Regions from separate parts of the Mus musculus genome. Here region 2 is linked to region 1. The links are chromatin loops, found by intact Hi-C in ENCODE. Cell type or tissue: heart. All regions are shown on one strand. Each heading gives the region's core, and the rest is flanking DNA. Links, peaks and the distances in the headings are about the cores only. Region 1 overlaps Tsnax (translin-associated factor X). Region 2 overlaps Fam89a (family with sequence similarity 89, member A).

Evidence for each region. Peaks named below come from ENCODE experiments on the same cell type or tissue, not always from the same donor. Only the 100,000 strongest peaks of a DNase experiment are listed, where the experiment ranks them.
Region 2: a loop joins it to region 1, with 2.9 times the contacts of the local background. A loop is called at or near these places in 2 of 42 quality-filtered maps.

Annotation. Positions count from the first base shown.
Region 1 is chr8:125,033,346-125,036,258 of GRCm38, forward strand. Tsnax (translin-associated factor X) reads left to right here. Exons shown (of 6, transcript NM_016909.3): 6 at 1-863. Among named protein-coding and RNA genes, the nearest start is that of Disc1, 19 kb to the right of the region's middle. In heart, for the core only: a CTCF peak has its summit at 1,497 (motif pointing left); a DNase peak (open chromatin) is centred at 1,446.
Region 2 is chr8:124,737,989-124,740,901 of GRCm38, forward strand. It overlaps Fam89a (family with sequence similarity 89, member A), which reads right to left. Exons shown (of 2, transcript NM_001081120.2): 2 at 2,269-2,913. It overlaps Arv1 (ARV1 homolog, fatty acid homeostasis modulator), which reads left to right. Exons shown (of 6, transcript NM_001368372.1): 6 at 1-136. Among named protein-coding and RNA genes, the nearest start is that of Fam89a, 12 kb to the right of the region's middle. In heart, for the core only: a CTCF peak has its summit at 1,472 (motif pointing right); no DNase peak of the experiment used is centred there; H3K27ac peaks cover 399 bases.

The DNA.
Region 1 (2,913 bases), core at 217-2,716:
TAATGAGAATTCACTTAAAATTCTGGTCAAGTTTAGGTCGTTTTGAATTCGTAGGAAGCAGTTTTCCTGAAGAGTTGATGGGTATCTGGATGTTCACTTTCCCACGTTGTCTTTTCCTTTCTCACCGATGTGGGAAGGAAGGAGCTGACACTGGTCATCACTGGTGACGCTGAGTAACTGACTCCACACTCGTGTGTAGGTTGTGAGCAGCCAGGCCCTTTGTCGTGTGTTAGGTGTGGTGCACTTGTCTACCCCAGCCGTCCTGGGACCCCAGAGGAGCAGCCACAGTGCTCCCAGTGCTGACAACCCAAGCCTTGACCCTGCCCTTGGTGTGAGCTAGCGATGTTGCCAAAGAAAAAGAATTGTGAGTAATTCAGCAATAAGACGATGGCCAACACTGGAGGGAGCGTCGGGCGTGGGTTCATCTCCCCAGTCAGTCAGAGTCATCTGTGGTGAGAGCCTGGCTTGAGCGTGGCCTGCGGCTGTCAACGCCACATGCTTTCAACGAGTTCTGTGACTTTTCACAACTTAGATACTGGGCTTTATTTTTGGAAAGAATATCTATTTGTAAGGCTGGTTCTTTGAAAGTGTAATTTTCCAAAAAGTCTCACCAAAAGTAAAATAAAGTGTGTACATGCCTGGTAAGTTAGACTTGTTGTCCTGGTGGTGATGAGGCTTCGCCTTCCTGTAGTAAGATGGACTCCTGAGCTGTAGTCAGTCCTGGTACCTGCTCTGTCTGTCTGGTTTTTTTCAGCTACTTCAAGTGGAATTTATAATGTTAAAATAATGGATTGAAGAATGTTTTACAGAAATTTAAAGCAAACTTTAAATAAAATATTAAAATACAGCAGCCCTCTGGTTAAGCTTTTAAGCTCCATTGTGTATTGTGGGCGTGGTGGGCGTGGTGGGCAGAGGTCAGACACAGCTTGTGCAGACGGGTCTGTTCCTTGCACTGTGGGTGACGGGGACACTGGTGGGTGTCAGGTTGGGATAAGGGCCTTTTTCATCCGGCGAGGCCACCTCGTGACTCCCAGAGCCTGGTGTTTTGATGGTATTTAGAAATATATAGTGAATCAGTAATGTGATTTTTGGGTAAAATGGGACATTTAAGATTGGCTCGGGTAATGTGGAGGTCTATTTTTCCTCCCTTAAGCCCCGAGACAAGATGTCCTAGTGGTATGACTCAACCTGAAATGTAGTCAGGGACTTCCCTTGTGTCTCTGTGGTCTGCATCCTCTCTCAGTGCCTCCCCGGGTTGCCTGGTTTCAGATATGGTAGGGATGCTCCAGAAGTGGACGTCCTTGTGTTCTCTCAGGTTAAAATGAGCTCCATCTGCTCACAAGAAAGACATCCTTCACAGCACTCGGACTCAGACTCAGACTCAGATACCTCATCCCACCCCGTCCAGGGCTAACAGGGAAACACTAGAAAGCCAGGCTGTCAGAGGAGCACAGAAATGGCCTGTGGCATAATTAGCAGCGCCCCCTGCAGGCGACCGAGCACCACTGCCCCTGCTGTGTTCTTTGTGCAGTGGGCGGCTTGAGGGCTCAGTCTAAATTGTGTGTGACAGCACCATCTGCTTTGGTGGCCTTTCTGTTTATCACAAAAAGGAACTGGTTCAAGGGCTGGCAGAATGGAACCTCACAACCAGCATCCCTGAAGCCCACACGGTAGGAAGAGAGAGACTGGTCACGGGGCCCTATGGCAAGCCCTTCCCCACTGCAAACTAAATAAATAGAAACGTAATTAAAAAAAAATAGGAGAAAGCAAGTCAGGCTCTCATGGCAAGTGGGTGACTGAATTTTGAAATGAAAGTGGATTATTTCTTTTCAGTTGTGATTTCTTGTGCCTCTTAAATGCGTGGTGTTCACAGAGAACCTGGGAGTCTTGGTCACCCTCAAAGGAGATCGACACTTAAGTGAGAGATTGGCAGAATGGCTCCACACTCCTTTCTGTCTAAAGAGACTCACGTTAGAGTGGAAGACAAGTGGATTGAAGTGAAAGGGTGGAAAATAGATATCCCATGCAAACAGGACCCAAGAGAGAATCTGATTGGTCTCTGAGAGCAGATACAATAGACCTAATCTTTATTTAGCTGCAAACAGAGAATAGCATTTTATAATAAGTTCAATCCAATAATTATAGAACAGCTCAAAGGAAAAATGCTAATAAATGGGGTGTGTGCGCGCGCGCATGTGTGCGCGTGTACATGTGTGTGTGTGTGTGTGTACGTGTGTGCATGCAGGTGCATATGTACATACATGTGCATGTAGTGGCCTATGTAGTCCAGGCTGGCCACAAACTCATAGCCTTCCAGCCTATGGGGTTTTACACAGCCATGTCCAGTCTTATATTTTTTAAGACATGTAAATCCCACTGAGCAAATGTCTCCCATTGTGTCCTTTGCTCCATTAACAGGATCACTTTTTAATTTGGAGATTAGAAACTGGTTATTCCCTGGATATACAGAGTCTATGTTTCAGTAGAAATGTGCTTTGTAGTTCATAATTTACCATCATGATGGTCAGGGACATATTGTACAGGATCCCATAAAATAAGCACCTGCTAGTGGTGTCACCTGGGTTTATAAGCAAACTGTACACAAACAGCAACACTGCCCCTTGACACCTCTCAAAATGTGGGTCAAGTGAGGGCCAGCTCTGTGCCATCTCAGCATTCAGGTTAAAGGTTTTTGTTTTTGTTTTCTGGAAGAAGTCTTAATTTGTAACTTTTCTCAGTAATCTAGAAAAACAAAGTTGCATCCTTCCTATTGTGTGTGTTGCTTTAAAAAGCATGATGGCAGGAGCAGTGGAGAGCTGGCGAGCTGGTGCAGCAGTTAAGAGCACAAATGGAGATTAATTAAATATTGTGAGACCGAGGAAATAGCCCAGGTAGAGCTATTGCTTAGCACGT
Region 2 (2,913 bases), core at 257-2,756, 300 kb before region 1:
CTTAAAACAAGCAGGATTCCTTATCTTCCCCACCGAGGCTGTTTTCCAAAGTCTGGTTTCATTCAGTCTGCCCAGCCTTTGTCCTGACTTATGAACCCACCCACTTAAAAAAAACAAAAACTGCACTAAAAAGCCATTTTATTGTGTCATGTGAGTTTTTATTAGGCAGCTATTAGGGGAATAAAGGTGATTATGCATAGTACCAGGCTGATGGAGAAGTGCATGGTGGGACATGCCCTTACCTACCATCCTGTACCTCCCTCTGCAAGCACTCTCACCCCTCCAGCAGTAGGTTGCATCACTTACTAATAATATCCAGATTTGGGGGCCCGGAGAGATGGCTCCGCAGTTAAGAGCATTGGCTGCTCTTTCAGAGAATTCGGGGGGGGGGGGGGGAGGCGGAGCTCACAGCTGTCTGTAACTCCACTTCCAAGGGATCAGATACCCTCACACAAACATGCTTGTGGGTAAACACCAATGCACATAGAGTGGGTTTTTTTTTAAATCCAGATTTGGGGTGAGGCACTTCTGCTGGAGCAGTCAGCGGTAAGAGCAGCAGACCCAGGGTTTATCTCAGTGAAACAAGACAGCCTCGAAGCAGGGCCCTTCGGCTGACTAGATTTCCTGCTTTCTATTTCATGTCCCGCCTGAACCATCCTGTCACCGGCCAGTGGAAAGGCACTGACCCACTTCCCTTTGAGTACTGAGCAGAGTACCCCTCCACTGACTAACCTCCTTCCTTATAGCACAGACATGTTAACGCTCGGGCTGTTGTGCCACTGAATGCTGCCTGTCCTAGTTTGCTGTGATAAAACACTGACCAAAAACAACCCAGAGGAGGAAAGTGTTTCTTTCTTCTTACACGGTCCATTCCATCATCAGGGAAAGCAAGGACCCGCCTGGTAGACGGCTGTTCACTGGCTTGATCCTTCTGGGACCACCTGCCCAGGGGCAGCACAGCACAGCTTACAGTAGGCTGGGCCCTCCCACATCAATCATCAATCGAGAAGCAACCCCAGATAGGCTCACAGGTCAGTCTGGGGGAGGCAGTTCCTCAGCTGACTGAGTTGACTAACTAATGCCCTCCCCTGAGAGTCATCCGTCCCTTGCCACAAAGCTATCCCAGCTCTGTGGAGTGATGTCCCAGCTGCATCTTGCCTCCTGGCCTTGGAGGTGAGAGTGTGCATAGAGAGAGTGTGAGAGGACAGCTTCAGGGGTGGTGGGGTGGGTCAAGGACCTTCATCTGCACAGCCATGGGAGGTCATCGGCCATCCTGGAGAGGGGCTATCTGAAGGTGTGGTTGTTTGGGGGGGTCACTGGCACTCCAGTAAGTAGCATGAATAAGCTTATTGGTTAGCCAGGTTGGACTTTTGGGTAATTGCCCCATCTGAGTGAGTACATACTAGTCTGTCCCCAGGAAAAGTTCAGACAGCTGTTTAATAGTTAAGTTGTACTAACCACACCTGGCCTCAAGAGGGCACTGATGTGCAGACAGCTCACTAACAGAGGAGCAACTTGGCCTGTTCCAAGACACAAGGTGAAATCTTGCTGCAAATGTGGTCTGGTACCAATGAAATGACTGTCCAACCTTAACCGAGAAATGTCTTAAAATTGACTTAATGTCAAAAAAGAAGCCAAACCCTGACCTTTCAGTGTGTGTTGGATTGGGCCCACATTCAGGTTCTGAGTAACTGTGAACTCAATAAAATCCTTGTATTGTTTTAGAAAGGATAGCCCAGGATGGCCCTGAACGCTGTGTTGCCAAGGATGACCTCGAACTTACGATCCTCCAGCGTCCACCTCAGCACTGGGATTACAGGCGTACAGCGCCACACCCAGTGGATATGCTGCTAAGGTCAAACCTCAGGCCTCTGACACGCTAGGGACCTGCTGGACCCACTGAGCCACATCCCCAGACCTCCCATCAAGACAGTACGTGCTGGACCCACTGAGCCACATCCCCAGACCTCCCATCAAAACAGTACGTGCTGGACCCACTGGGCCACATCCCCAGACCTCCCATCAAAACAGTACGTGCTGGACCCACTGGGCCACATCCCCAGACCTCCCATCAAAACAGTACGTGCTGGACCCACTGAGCCACATCCCCAGACCTCCCATCAAAACAGTACGTGCTGGACCCACTGGGCCACATCCCCAGACCTCCCATCAAAACAGTACGTGCTGGACCCACTGGGCCACATCCCCACACCTCCCATCAAAACAGTACGTGCCAAGAGCATTCTACACATGTTTAACCACAGAGGGTGAAACTTTCATAAAGTGTTTTAATAAATAATATTAAGGCTTCGGGTAAGTACTGCTTGGAAACAATGTTTTCCAGCACTGAAGTTTACAATCAGAGTCTGTAACCACAAGCCACCATCTCATGGCGGGTGATACAAATACTAGGTTGTCCCAGGATTTGTTTCCTCACCCCGCCACCCACCAACCCTAGAATTGAATGTATATTCATGTTTGGTTTTTTTTCTCTCTACCTATACCCGATGTCAGTTTTAGTAGTTGCAGAAAAGCAGTTGACCAGTGTGGCAGAATATTTCCTCCTTCTAGAAAGCTCTCAGGAGTTCCTGGAAAATCATTGATGCAGCTTTCAAATAAATGAGCAAAGGGGCTAACGGCTAAGCGGTGGCAAGAAGAGATGCAGACTGCCCTGCGGGTTCCGGGCATGCTGCTCTTCATATCCCACACGCCAAAGAGGGCACAACACAGCTGTCACCTACAAAGAAGCCTGCTGAGCGCAGCCTCACCCGATGCCCGTGAAGGCTTTCCACACGGAACCCTTCAGTCAGAGCTTCCAGCAGGTGCTACTAATGGCATCTAGGATATTCTAACCTGCCTCTGGGTCACCTGTAAGACCGTGCAGCCAACTAAGCAGGCCGTCCCCTATGTCAG